2 separate regions of the Homo sapiens genome follow, and region 1 is linked to region 2. A link is a loop called in an ENCODE intact Hi-C map of the cell type or tissue named here. Cell type or tissue: endothelial cell of umbilical vein. All regions are shown on one strand. Links, peaks and the distances in the headings refer to the core of each region. The heading gives the core; the rest is flanking DNA.

The links. Peaks named below come from ENCODE experiments on the same cell type or tissue, not always from the same donor. Only the 100,000 strongest peaks of a DNase experiment are listed, where the experiment ranks them.
Region 1: a loop joins it to region 2, with 6 times the contacts of the local background. A loop is called at or near these places in 1 of 110 quality-filtered maps.

The regions. Positions count from the first base shown.
Region 1 is chr4:145,283,064-145,290,740 of GRCh38, forward strand. No RefSeq gene overlaps it. Among named protein-coding and RNA genes, the nearest start is that of LINC02266, 54 kb to the right of the region's middle. In endothelial cell of umbilical vein, for the core only: no CTCF peak of the experiment used is centred there; a DNase peak (open chromatin) is centred at 3,078; H3K27ac peaks cover 1,946 bases.
Region 2 is chr4:145,385,376-145,393,052 of GRCh38, forward strand. No RefSeq gene overlaps it. Among named protein-coding and RNA genes, the nearest start is that of LINC02266, 49 kb to the left of the region's middle. In endothelial cell of umbilical vein, for the core only: no CTCF peak of the experiment used is centred there; a DNase peak (open chromatin) is centred at 2,916; H3K27ac peaks cover 1,952 bases.

The DNA.
Region 1 (7,677 bases), core at 1,160-6,159, 100 kb before region 2:
AGGCTGAGGCAGGAGAATCACTTGAACCCAGGAGGCAGAGGTTGTGGTGAGCTGAGATCGTGTCACTGCACTCAAGCCTGGGCAACAGTGCAAGAGTCCGTCTCAAAAAAAAAAAAAAGTTTTCTTACCTTTTGGTAACAACTAGGGCCTTGGGCTGAATATCCAGAAGTTACCCAGTTATCTCTGGTCTAGACATTGGTAAAGACTTCACTGGATTGTGAATTTCCCAATATTTCTTCATTTCTACAGTCCTGAAGAGGTTTTTCACAGGACTGGGTCAGAGGTTCTGAGTCAATACACAAATATACCTAATGCTAAATGACGAGTTAATGGGTGCAGCACACCAGCATGGCACATGTATACATATGTAACTAACCTGCACATTGTGCACATGTACCCTAAAACTTAAAGTATAATAATAATAAAATTTAAAAAAATAAAAATAAAAAATAAAAATTCTGAATAGTCCTATTACAGCTAAATACATTTAACCAATAATAATAATAATAAAAGCTTTCCCACTAAGAACAATTCAGAAAAAAAAAAAGTTACTGTGTATTGATACTGTAGAAACCAAAATAAAATACTTGTAGGAAAACATCAAGAAATATTAGGCTAGAGGGTTTGTTGAATGTGGTTTCTTGAGTCTCCCTGGTTTTTCATGGGAGACAGACTTGGGTTGGTGGCAATGGCAATCTGTATGGCCATGGTTAGTTCTCTCAGATCAACAGAAGCCCCAATTAGAGGCTTATAAAACTTCTCATCAACCTCACTACCCTAAAGCTCTATCATAATTTTTATAAAGTTGGAAGAAAAAAAAGCCTTTACTAAGTTTTATCACTTGGATAAAGATCATATTCCAAGTACAATTCTTGGTATGTCATATCACCATTTTGCTTCATTGATCACAGATTACCCAATGATTATTAGACATCACATGCATAGATGCATAGCAATTATTTCTGGAGGCAAGCCTGTGACATATGCAATTAGGAGTGGCAAGGCCCGGCAGGACCAGCCAGGGCCTCCCACAGAGCCGTATTTAACAATTGGTTGACTAGGATATAAAGGATCTGTGATATCATGCTAGCATGTTAGAAGTTGTTTTCCTAAGGGTCATAGTTGGCTATATATAGAATAATGCCATCAGCCAGAAAGGACTTCCTGATTGCATATATAGGATTTGCTTATGTTTACAGCAGGAGTAACTTCCTATTTTCATTCCCATTCTCAGGGAAAGTAATTTGATCTAGATAGAGTATAATCCCAGGACTACTTCGTTTGCAAGAAGATAAACTCAACTTAATCCAGTTTCAGTAAAATTTGAGCTTAATTGAAAGAATACTGGAATAGCTCAGAGAATTGAAGGATGGTTCTCAGGAACTACAGGAATGCTGAAGACCTTCATGAGTGGAACCAGGCACTCAAACTCTAAACAGCACACTCTTCTGAATCTTGTTTCTGTTTCCCTATGCTTGTTGGTTGTATTCTATTTTGCTACGAGGAGTTTCCTTTTTTTTTTTTTTTGAGACTGGGTTTTGTTATGTTGCCCATGCTGGAGTGCAGTGGCACAATCATGGCTCAGTGCAGCCTTGATCTCCCGGGCTCAAGCAATCCTCCCACCTCAGCCTCCTGAGTAGCTGGGACTACAGGTGCACACCACCAGACTTGGCTAATTTTTAAAAAATTTTTAGTGGAGATGAGGTTCTGCTGTGTTGCCCAGGCTGGTCTCAAACTCCAGAAGCTTTTTCTTTATGCTAGAAAACAAGATTTTCCCAGTCCTGGGCTTTCTTCATCCCTAGAGGAAAACAAGCTTCCTTTATCCAATGTTTAGGTTAAAAAAAAATCCTGGAGCAGGCCTCTGATTGGCCAGATTTAAATCATGTTTCCAACCCTTGGACGAATTGCTATGGATAAGAATATGAAGTACCATGATTGGCTGGTCATGTGTCCATTTCTAAGAGTAAAGGCAGTGGGGGAGATTCTATTACCGCAAGAAGAGTATAAGATCACTGTGCACCAGGGAGCCATACAAGTTGGTATGGCACATCTATTGGCATTTTCCCACTGTCTCCCTTACCCTTATGGAGATCACTGAGAAGAGGTAGACTACCCATGAATTCAACCTGGCCCAAAGAAGAAAGCTTCTTCATCATCTCTATGTGACTAACATCGGTCCTTGGGGCAGATGGTTCCTTTGGCAAGATACTATGGTGGGCTTTATTTCTGAAGTGCAGGTAGGCCTCTTGAAATTGTTTTGTTTGCAAGTAGGAAAAAGAGACCAAAACTTCTTGGCATTATCTTGTAAAGTGCTAGTTCCATTGTGGGCAGGGGAATTTAGGCAGATAACCTCACATTTAAAAACAGTTTATCTTCTCTCATATAGATCAGAGTATACTATGTTTGGAAAGTATTGTTTCTACTGGAAAAGGCATATGGGATGTAATTAGTCCAACAGTTACAGTGAAAACTGCAAGAATAATGAGGATGCATAGCTTTAAGTTGGACTGTCACGGAGATTTCAAAAGAGAGATTGGACTTGTGGTGCAAAGCCCACCGTGGCTGTCCTGAGTCTGCTCATTAAAAGCAAAACAAAACTAAAGAAGGGAGCCTCCTACTGTGGGTGGGATATATACAGTAGGAATAAGGATTTACATTTGGAGAACTGAAGAACTAAGCATTTTTAAAAGGGGCAAGAGAAGGCTGGGCTTTTAAGCAAGGGAGCAAGGTTAAGAACTGGAATATTTCCACAGGAAGGCACAGGTAAAGGACTTCCAGTTTTTTCCCCACTTGGGCTGTGAGATTTGTCATATTTGTCATGCAATTTTAAATTTTTCTCCTTGTCTTATAAATCCCTCTATTTTTCACCAACCCTTTAATTAAGTCTATTAGACATGCACAAGTTCTATGTTGGTGGTATTGTGGGGAATTAAAGAGAAGAGCAACAAAAAGAAGCATGATCCTGTATCCTTCCATGGAGATCATCATCATAGCATGAGAAAGGAATCCCAGATCATCCAGGTGGCACCAGGACAGAGGATCAGGGCAGAGCTGAAGGCAATGGAGAGGAACAAGTGACTCATAGAAACAGCTGCAAAGAGGGTGATTCAGGAACAAACTGAGGGACAAACATCCTCTTTCTCAAATATTCTAGAGGAAGGTGACTTTCAGAGGTTGAGAAATGGGAATGGTTGGGGGGGAAGATAAACATTGATTATATTCTCTGCAATTAGACCCTTTCATTCCTCCTCTTATTTCCCTCTCTCTTCCTCAAAATTTATTACATTAATTTCTCCCTCCAAGGTGGATCAAATATGCTTTGCTTATACAAATATTCAGAGTTCATTTTATTCAATCATGAATTTTTATTCATTTTATGTCTGTCATCCCCATTAGACTGAAAAGACAATGGCTATGACCTGCATACAGGGAAGATAGTGCTTTGCATACTGTTGTTGCTTAATAAATGGTTTTAAATTGATTTGAAAATGGTTTACTTAGTTGACTTCCTTCTTTGCAAGAGCCAACTAAGTCCCATTGGCACTTCATTTTCTCCTTTAATTTGCCATATTATCTAGAATATTTTAAAAACTTTCACCATTTTGAAATGATGCTAAATTGAACTAATTTTTCACTAAGCTTCTCAAGGAAGCAAAATCACAAATACTTCAGGTGTCATAAAATCAAAAGCACACATTGTCTTCCCAAAGGGAAGAACCACAATGAGGTATCTGCTCTTAAGAAAAGTTCTTGATACTTTTAGGATGATCTCAACTTCCACTTAGGAAGTTGGACTGTTTTAGGAAGAGAGTAATTGTTGACTGAGAGGGAGTCAGATTTTCTAGTGATCCAACTGAAAGAGCCAGCTATTGGCAAATTGGTACTTTAAAATTTTTCTGCTTGACAAACAATCCCTAACTCCAACCTTCTTTAATCACTACATATGCTTGTGAATGTAACAGGCATTACATAAAGGGAGAATCTCAAAAACAAACCCTAGCTTTTTTCATTGTACCAGTCTTCTCTGAGCAATTCCATTTTTTTGTTTTAAAATGAATAACTGAAGATAACTTTGAATCCTGGAACATGGCTGTGATATGGAAAATGAAAATAACAGAGTACAAAATAACATGTATACTGTGATTGCAGCTATTTAAAGTATTTATGCCCATGAAAGATAATACTGCAAAAATAGCATAGTCGTGTTGGAGAAGAGCAGAAAGAAGAAAGAAGCTGTATTATTTTGGTGAAACGTGATCCTTCTGTAAAAGAGACACCTGAAAATACAGTGGCTTAAAGGGCAAAAGTGTTTGCTTTCCTCTGTATCAGTCCAGGGCAGGGAGGAAGGCAACTCTGCTCCATGTGGCCACCCAGGGACCCAGGCTCCTTCTGTCTTGTTCCCATGTCATTCCCTAGAGCATTGTCCTTATCTGCTGGGTTGCAGTCATGCCTATGTTCAGCTCAAAGAAAGTGGACACAGTGTGGGGGAGTTGTGCAATATCCTAGGGTCCATGCTGGGAAGCAACACTCCTATTTCTGCACCTGTTCCTTTGATGAATATTGTCTCATGGCTACACCTAACTAACTGCAAAGAAGGCTGGGAAACGCAGTTTAGTTGGGCTCTCTTGTTTCCAGAGCAAAGTAGAAAATGGATTTTGGCTGATAGTCTCTGTTGTTATAGTTACCAATCATTGAGAACTATGCTTAGTTATTTACAAATACTGCCTCATTTAATACACACAACTGCATGTCCAAGATCTCCTTGCTTATAGTAGTTACCAAACATAACTAACGTTCTTGCATTACACCTATGTCTTTCAGCATAATGGCATTCTGAATATTTATTATCTTAAAATATTTTAATGTTGTTATATAGTAGTTCCAACTTACAGAATTCATATTTCATGATCTCTAAAGCTCCTTTCGGCTCCAAAGTATTGCTTATTTATTTCCTACAAAAAAGAAAACAGGGTTCTATGGATGATTGACTGGAATTTAGGTGGTGGGAGGGAGTGGGATTCTCTAGGAAAATGTGAGATGAAGAGAATGGAGAACTATTGATTCATGTGTTATGACTTTTATATCCCACATATTTTTGTTTCATTATTCATCTCCATCAATATCTAGTTTTTAAAATACATTTGCTTTTCATATTTTAAAAAATTCAGTACATTATTATATCAGAAATATGTTTAGGATCAGAATTCTGTGACTTTATTAAACATATGAATGTGGGCTTTTAATATTGATACTAGAGAACAAACCATTTTTATCATATTCCCTAATTTCTGACCTATAAGACCCTCCCCCCATAACACACATATACCTGTTAACTAAATCATAAATTTTAGTGTCATCCTTGCGTGCCAGCTATTCCAACATATGCCCAAAATCGATAACTCATCAAGTACTATCAATTCTACTCCTTAAATGTGTCTCTTTTCTCCCTTCTCCCTAGTTCCCCTCTCTTAGAGTAACACAGCTGACTGCTATTGTTTTCTGCATGTTCTAGTCCAATCCATTCTGTATACTGCTGCCAGAGAGATCTTTTCTAAAGCACAAACCTGATCATGGAACTGTTTGATTCACAACCCTTCTGTGACTTTCCAACACTTTCAAAATATGGACCACCTTTCATTTGGTTTCGCTGACATTCCCTACCTCCTAGCCCACCATAGCAAACTCCATGCAGGTCTCCACATATGCCATACACTCTCTTACTCCTGGGCGTTTGCATGTGCTGTGGCCTCTCACTTGGCTATCTCCTAGCATACCACCATATTCTTTCTACATGACTGCCCCAAAAAGAGTTAATTGCCCTGTCTGTGTGCTTCCCTAATACTCTGTTCTTAAACCTACCTATTAAACACTTATTAGACACTTATTAAAGTGGCTTAGGATTTTCTGTTGATTTGTCTACCTCTGTATCTTTTTTTTTTTTTTTTCTGAGACAGAGTCTTGGTGTGTCACCCAGGCTGGAGGGCAGCAGTGCAATTTCAGCTCAGTGCAATCTCCACCTCCCGGGTTCAAGCAATTCTCCTTCCTCAGCCTCCCAAGTAGCTGGGATTACAGGTGTGCTCTACCATGCCTGGCTAATTTGTTGTATTTTTAGTAGAGACGGGGCTTCACCATGTTGGCCAGGTTGGTCTCGAACTCCTGACCTCAAGCAATCTGCCCGCCTCGGCCTCCTAAAGTGCTGGAATTACAGGCGTGAGCCACTGCGCTCTCTCTGTATCTTAACTGTAGGCCACTAGAAGGTAAGAATTGTCTTTTACTTGTTTGGTCCTCAGTGCTTGCCATTAGTCTGACATTAGATAGGCACTCAATAAATGTTTTCTGAAGAAAGGAAGAATGGAAAGTCCTCACTCATCATTTAACCTTCATCTTTCTTAAGAAGAAGTGATGGAAATATCTATTGACTCTGATATTACTCTGATGTCCGCCCTTCTTGAGCCTGCAAGAAGTAAAGTGAACAATTCAGGGCTCTCTGACTAACAGAGATGATGGAAGCAATTGCTTGTCCTTACTGCTGGAGCCCAGAAATAACTTGAGTGAATCATGCTTATGTTCCTGGTATGCATGCCATGAAAATGGTCTAAGAACTCCTAGCAACTCTCTCAAAATTAAGACAAATTTCAGTGTTGGCTGCCTAACGTGTTTTCTGGCACATATATTTCCAAGCTCCACACCTGGCAGAAAGATGGTATCATAAAATTGAACATGATTGTGTTGGACAAGTAAACTGTGCTTCTGGTAACATAAGCACAAAAGCTACATTTATATTCTCATTCACTGAGGTATGTAGTGGTGACTGACAAAGATATATCTGAGATGGGTGTGAGTCCAGGGCAGGATTAGGGCCTAAATTTGGCTGCTGAATGCATGTCCACTGACCTTTTCAGTATCTGGCAAACTTTACTTTAAAAACAAGGTTGATCTTTAAATTATTAGTAGAAAAATCTTAGCTAAGCAGCGGTCCCTGCCCAACCTCCTCCCACTCCCAAACAAGAGAATAATGGTCTCTGTCTTTAAAAAGTTACAAACTAGCCTCTAAATAGGTAGGAACCACATGGCAGATCATTTTTAAATTTCCAGAGCCCTCACTTAGAAGTTTCATATCAGTAAGGAATTAAGTTCTGTTGTGAATACAGAAAACCCTGAATATATAGAGGCTTAAACAAATTGGAACCTTTGTGTTTCTCTTGTCATAAGTTCAAAGGTAGAAAATCCAGCTGGTAAAGCAACTTCAGAATGCCGTCAGGGACTGTTTTGTGTTGAATTTTGTCATCTTAAAAGTTAAGTTGAAGTCCTAAGCCCTGGTACCTGTGAATTTGACCTTTTTGAAAATAGGGTCTTTGCAGATGTAACCAAATTAAGATAAGGTTATTAGGGTGGGCTCTAATCCAACATGACTGGTGTCCTTATAAGAATCCAAATTTAGATAGAGTCACTCAGGAAGATGGCCATCTGAAGATGGAAGAAGAGATTTAAGTTACACTCTAGCAAACCCAGGAATACCTGGGGTTCCCTTCTAAGGGGCAAAGAAGGATCCTTGCCTAGAGACTTCAGTGGATGTGTGATCCTACCAACACCTTGATTTCAGACTTCTGGCTTCCAGAACTGTGAAAGAACAGATCTCTATTGTTTTAAGCCACCCAATATTTGGAGCTTTGTTCT
Region 2 (7,677 bases), core at 819-5,818:
TTTTATGATGGCTGCTTTAAACTCCTTGTCAGATAATTCCAACATCAGCATGGTGTCTGCTGGTTGTCTTTTCTTATTCAACTTGAGATTTTCTTGGTTCCTGATATGACGAGTGATTCTTGATTGTTTCTTGGACACTTTTGGTATTATGTTATGACACTTTGGATATTATTTAAGTTTTCTGTTTCAACAGACCTCCTGTGACACTCCACTGGTGGGAGAAGGGAGATGGTACCTTGTTTCTGTCAGGTGGGAGAAGTCTAAATCCCCCACGCAACATGCCAGAGGAAGACGGAAGGGATCCTCATTAGTGCTGGCAGTGTTGGAAGTGCAAACTTCCCACTAGGCCTTCCACCCTGACTGGGAGGGTGAAGGACACCTTGTTACTTTTCCCCACATGGTCTCTGCTGACACTGAGTTGGGGGATTTTTTTACCATTGGAAGTTGGTGAAAGTCGGACTTCTCACTTGGCCTTCTCTGACATCATGCTGGTGGGAAAGGGGAGGAATGCCTCATTACTACTAGGTTCGTTTGGAAGTTTTAGGCTCCCAATTTGGTCTCTACTGACACCCCTTGTCGTAGGGCATGGCTCCTTGCTGTGTGAAAGTTCAGGGTCCTGACTCAGCTTTTGCTGATGTGCTAGCCATGAAGCTGCAGTTTTTTCAGAATGTTTGGTTGGGTTAGAGGAGTTAGTTATTGTCTGAAAGTTTTCTATCTTACTAAACTGTCCCTTTCACCATCCTTTGACTAGACAGAGTCACCTTTTCTTGTTGTTTATTGTTTGTTTCTGTCTGTGCCCATTGTGATTTCTGAGTTGCCAGCTTGTCCCTAACCCAGTATGGGATACATGAAGCAAAAAAGAAACCCAGGGAACTCACCTCTCTGTCTTTTTTCAGGTTTCTAAATCCCTATTCAGTTGTTTCTCTTCTTTCCACCTTTCAGCATTATGTTTTGTTTGTTTCGTATGTAATGTCTGGAAATTTTAGCTGTAAAGTGGGAAGAATAGGGAGAAGGTTGTCTACTCCAAATTGTCCTGTGTCTTCCTTTTTCAACAACAATGTGAGAGCTGGATATTGAGTTCAATCCACTTTTCTATAACCTGATGTTATAGAAACGTGGTAGCAGGAGAGCTCTGTGCAATTGTGAATTGCCTTAATTAGAGAAACTGTAGTTTGTTTTGTCTTTAAACTTTGTTCCTAGCTTTCATATTGGAAGATACCCTTGCATATTTCTCCACATGAGAACTTATGTCTGAGAGAGTCTCTTCTGGTTATTTTATTACCGTTGATCTTCTAACAATGTGGGAGTTAAGCGTGCCAGCCCCCTGTGCAGTCAAAAATCTGCACATAACTTTTGACTCCCCCAAACTTAACTACTAATATCCTACTGTTGACCAGAAACCTTAAAGCCTTACTGATAACATAAACCATTGATTCATATGTTTTTATGTTATACATATTTTATATATATGTTATATATATCTATATATATAGCTAAAGAAAAGAAAATGTTATTAAGAAAATCATAAAGAAGAGAAAATATATTTACTATTCATTAAGTGGAAGTGGATCATCATAAAGGCTTTATCCTCATCATTTCCCATGGATTAGGCTGAGGAGGAAGAAGAGGGTTGGTCTTGCTGTGTTTCAGAGAAGACAGAGGAAGAAGAAAATTTCTGTATAAGCAGACCCACATAGTTCAAACCCATGTTCAAGGTGACACTGTACTTTGTTTTACCTACTTCTTGCTATGTAACTTTCGTACATGCATGCATTCTAACATAAAATAATTTTTCAAAGGGAGAGGTAAAGTACAAAATTCAACCAATCTTCTCTCCTACTCTTACAGTATCAGTGGAAACTCTCAGGATTTGTTGACTCACCAGTACTGTTTCTGACGTGTTGAATGGGTTAGATCAAGGTTTCTCAACTTTGAGGCTATTGACTTTTTGGTTCAAATACTTCCTTGTTTTTGCCCTGAGTAATGTTGGTTATTTAACGGCATCCCTGGCCTCTACCTACTAGTAGAATATGCCCCACTTGTAAGAACAAAATATGTCTCCAGACATTGCCAAATGTCCCTTGAGTGGCAAAAAATCAGTCCTGGTCGAGACCCACTGGGTTAGAACAAGTGCTATATTATTCTTTCCTTAATCCTCATTTTTCATTCCTTGGCAGATCTGTTAACATTTATGTCAGAAGATTGCACTTTTTTCCTGTTTGTTTACTGCCAAAATAGCTTTGGGATCCACTCTACTAGATTTTATTCAATTCATTTAACACTGAGGTAGAGTTTTCTCCTCTTTATTCTTCCTTTATTCATATTTTTACTCTTTGAACTTTTCCTGCATCGATATTCTCTAATGTGGAGAAGAAAACATTAATACACATGGCTTTGCTGGCTCCTCCATGTCTCTTCTATTTCTTCCAAATACTTCAAATAAGTTGTATACATGACATCTGTTATTACCTGCCATTTGATTATTAAATAATCTCCTAAATACAATAGGCCCATTAGTTTTCATCCTGGTTGATGTCTTTTTTATCTTTTACCTCTTCTTGAATCATAGTAGTACCTTAGAGACCTCATCTACTTTGTTAGCCTCAACTCTTCACTATGAAGATCACCAAAAGAGCAAGTCTAACATGGCATCTTACCTGTGCTCTAGTTTCATAGCTCTATTTTCACAAAGTATCTACTTGCGCGTCCCAAATCTGACATATTTGAAACAAGCTTGTCATCATTTCCTGCAAATCACTTCCCCTCTGCGTTTCTTATTTCTATCATGTACCCAAGTATCCTTTGTATTTCCACTTCAACTACTGTAATGTTTCCTTTGTTACCTCATGCCTGGGGTATTTGAAATAGCTTCCTACTTATCTTCCTGTTTCTAGTCTCTCACATACCACCTGGTATCAGATCAATCTTACTTAAGTTACACTTTTGTAATATTAAGTTCCTGTTAAAACCAAAACTAAACAAACAAAAACTTCAATCATCATTCTTCTTTACTACTTTCAGAATGTGGTGCCAGAGGGATCAAATATAGAGACAATGGTACCTAAGATTATACTTCACAATCAAACTAGATAGTGGGTTAATGTTAGTGTGCAAGTCTGCAACTTATTTAAAGACATTCCAATTTGCCTTTCTATAAAACTACATAAACTAGCTTAGATCACCAGAACAGAAATAACCACTTCTACAGTAACTCCTCTGAATTGTTTTATTATTTATTTAAATATTCACTGTTCTGCAATTATTCTAAAATATATTCGTAAGAAAACATGAATAAATATGGAAACAGTGTGATATGTTGGCTTGGGTGTGCTTGTGGTTAAACTTTTTTTTCTTTCCTTTAGAATTCTATTAATAGTAGTGCAATGTTTTTTATAAGCAAAAAGCTACAAAAATTAAAAGCAAAATATATTTATGATTTTATTTTTAAATTGGAATCAAAAACCTTGGAATGTTTTGCTCCATAAATGGATATAGGAATGTTTGCAACATAGACATTGTCGGAGGTAACCTGGATTATCATACAATAAAGTGGCAGTGATCAATCTTCTCTTTAAGAAGAGATAACTGATAAATTTTAAAGTTTGGCCTTGAAACCCAGCCCCAAAGGCGACTCAAAGTCTGTCCCATTTCCTCTCCATGAGTCCTTCCTTATTCAACCAAAAATTGAGGAGCATAAAACGAGTTGTCTTAAGTACTGTGTTTAGCTGCACCGAGGGGTGAAGTGTTGATGGAAAACCATGTGAATGGCTGCCTACTTACCAGCCTCATCTTATCCCATTCTCCTTTTCCCTCCTTATATTACAGCCATGCAATCATTTCAGTGCTTCAAATTTCACAGCTCCTTCCCATGTCACAGGAGCCACATGCATTTTCCTCTTCTAGCATGTTCCCCTACCTGTCCCTACCTCAGTTACTTTATTCCCACTCATCCTTCATGCCTCAATTTAAGTGTCAAGTCCTGGTTGATACTTAGAAATGGTGACTAAAGACAGGATTGCCCCCCGCCCACAACTCCTTTTTCCTATAAGAAATCATTCAAAAACAAGGAGAAAGAAAAACCAGAAATACTAACGTTATCTCCCACAACTTTAGCAGGTAGATGTAACTTTGAGCTGTAGGAAGGGAGGAAGAAATGCCAGATACAGGCAAGATAAAGTGGAAGTGCAAAAAGACACTCTGAGATGACTTTTAAAAAAGGTAGTATTTACCGTATTCTTACAATGCCACATGTACATGCATTATCTGCATGCCTTTTCAGGGATTGACCTCCTGTATTAGCCATTACAGCACTCAGTGAGATAAATGCTATTATGATTAGCCCTTTACTGCAGAAATAGAGTCATGCAGCTATTATGTGGCAGAGCTGTAATTCCAAATCAGAACTCACAGCACTGCCGCTGTGCTATGAGCAACGTGCAAATACCCAATTCATAAGGAATTTCCGTCATTCAAAGTTGAGTATTACCACAAAGTAAGCACACTGAATCTATGGAATTACTTCAAAAAAAAAAAAAAAGAAAAAGAAAAGAAAAAACTGTTGAAGGAATGGGGAAAACAAATAGTACAAATGGCAGATGAAGAATATATCCCAGAAGATTTTTGTTATGAACCAGAAGAAAAGTATTACCAAATATATTGCCATGAATTTAAAACATTTAATGAAAGAAATACTTATATAAAATGATGACTCAAAATACATCTAAAGAGTTTGGGAGGAAATGTGCTGAGAAGAGAAAAAAATCAAAGATGAGTGGAAAAGAGAAGTAAAATCTCATTCAAAATGAGAGTTAAAGTAGAATAAAGGAGAATAGTTACTACTGAAAGCATAGCATATAAAGGAGAAGATTTCAAAAATAAATAAGATTAAAGAAAAATGATAAATCTAGAGATAAAAATGAAGATTAAATATGCATAATGGATATCCCTAAAGAAAATCGACACATAATTGAACAGAAGCATAGATATAGCTTAAGGTCCCAGAAATAAAATAAGACATTAATCAAAAGACTGAAAAGACATACACTTTATAATAGTTACTGGCTATTTTCATCAATTTTTGCCTTAGGAAGAAGTATCAGACCATGATACGATTGTGATCCCTGGGAAGGAAGGAAAGAAGGAAGGAAGGAAGGAAGGAAAAGGGAAGGATGGAGAAGGGGAGAGAGGGAGGAAGGAAGGAAGGCCCTTGACTGTAATGCATTTCTGAGAAAATTTTGACAAAACCAGTGGAGAATCCTCTGGCCAACACTGTCCATTACAGGAGCATCACATCTCCCAGGAATAGTCCTGCCTTCGTATCCCTGCCACACTTTGTCACTGAGTAGGAGCATCTCATGGGAAAGCACAGCCACCTCCCAAACATAGTGTTGGGTTTCAGAGCATAACAGCTGAGGCCCTTTGTCAATTATGTTTCCTGCAGCAGGACAACTTAGAAGTGTGTTTTCACGGCTGTAATAGATGGAATTATGCATTTATCTCCATTCCCTTTCAAAACTCTACTGAAAGGGTGGTATAGAAATTAAAAGACCAACACACACACACACACACACACGAAAAGAATTGGAGAAAAGAATAGCATATGTCAACAACATTTTGAAATTGGAGAGCAGGTGGTAATTGACACAGCAGACCAGAAAAGGCTGAAACTTAGGCCAGTATGCGCGTGAAGCTCCTTAGAAACAGAAACAAAATGATTGCTCTCATCGTAACTCAAATATTAAAGGTAACTGGTAGCTCTGAAGACAGAAAGGCAGGGCAAGTTCTGATTGTAGGTATTTTTAAAAATCAGTTAAACCCCTTCATCCCTTCCCTACCCCAAATAGCCATGAGACCTCCTCTCCTGAGCCTCAGCAGATCTCTGGATATTACTTGCTGGAGAACCTGAAACATACAGACTAACTCTGCACTTGGGGACATCATGAATACCTTGTGGGTAGGAGTAACATAAGTTTACTTACTGAGAGGTGAGAACCACTCCTTCGACTTTCTCTTCTCATGTCCCAGAACTGTAGCAAATATGCTTAATCCTTGCCCAATCTCAACTCACAACTGAGAAGTTTCTCTCAGGTGGAAGTGACTGAAATACTGTATGTTCTCCCTTATCAGTGGGAGCTAAATGATGAGAACTCATGGTCATAAAGAAGGGAACAACAGACACTGGGTTCTACTTGAGGGTGGAGGGTGGGAGGAGGCAGATGATCAGAAAAAAAATAACTATTGAGTAGTAGGCTTAGCACTTGGGGGATGAAATAATCTATACAACAAGCACAAGTTTACTTACATAACAAACCTGCACATGAACTCCTGAACCTAAAATAAAAGGTTTTTAAAAAAGAAATGACAGGTTACAAGGGAAAAGACCACCAAAGAAAGGACTACGTCTCCCCTAATAGCTCCCAGTTTCCAAGCCCCATCAATGAATATTGAGTTCCAATTCACTTTGTAGTTCCTCACTCTTAAATATGAGTTGACACCCAATGATCACTAACATTTGAAGAAAGTCTCTAATACAAAAGACAGACAAAATGAAGAAAAACAATTGTGGAAATAGAGAACGAAAGGAGCAGCAGAAAACTAAGAAAAGTAATAACTCAGAAATATAACACATTACATCCATAAAACGAGAACATGCACATGTATACAGATGTTCCTCTACTTATGAAGGGGTTATGTCCCAATAAACTCATGGTAAGTTGAAAATATTACAAGTTAAAAATGCATTTAGTATGCCTAACCTACTGAACATCATTGCTTCACCTATCGTACTTTAAACATGCTCTTTTTCTTCTTACCGGAGGGAGGAGACACAGTTGGACATTTTGTAGACATGATGGGATGCAAAAACACAAAACACAATATCCAAAAATTGCTGGCAACAGAATACCCTTTGGAGTATCAGTTGTTTACTCTCATGATTGCATGGCTGATTGGAAACTGCTGCTCACTGCCACTGCCCAGCATCACTAGAGGATCATACTGAGTATCGCTACCCTAGGAAAAGATTGAAATTCAAAGTAAGGTTGCTACTGAATGTGTATCACTTTTGCATCATCATAAAGTTGAAAAATTGTAAGTCGAACCATTGTAAGTCAGAGATTGTCTGTATTTACACATGAAACATTCAAAAAAGAAATTTTCTAAATTCATTGTCAGCACAAATTAAAATTTCCAAATAAAAATTAATAGATTAGCTGGGCATGGTGGCACACACCAGCAACTTGGGAGGCTGAGGTGGGAGGATAGCTTGAGCCCATGCAGTCGAGGCTGCAATGAACCATGATTGCCCTACTGCACCACTCCTGCCTGGGCAACAGAGTGAGACCTTGTCTCCAAAAAAAAGAAAAAAAAGAAAAAGAAAAGAAAATTAATAGATTGTCAAGAGTTCACATCCAAATATTTAGATTTACAAGAAAAAAGAAAATGAAAGGAAAGTATTAAATAATAAAAATTTTCTTATTATTGAATATTAGCTTGGTGGAAAGTAATTGTGGTTTTTCCCATTAAAAGTAGGTTATCTAGATTAAAAGAGTTGAGTGAATGCCAGCACACTGAATGGAAAACTTATCTCCCCTGAGGTAGATTGTTGAAAATGTCTAGATCAAAGATAAAAAAGTTTCTTAAAAAGAAAACAAACAAATGCTTTGAGAATCAGACTGG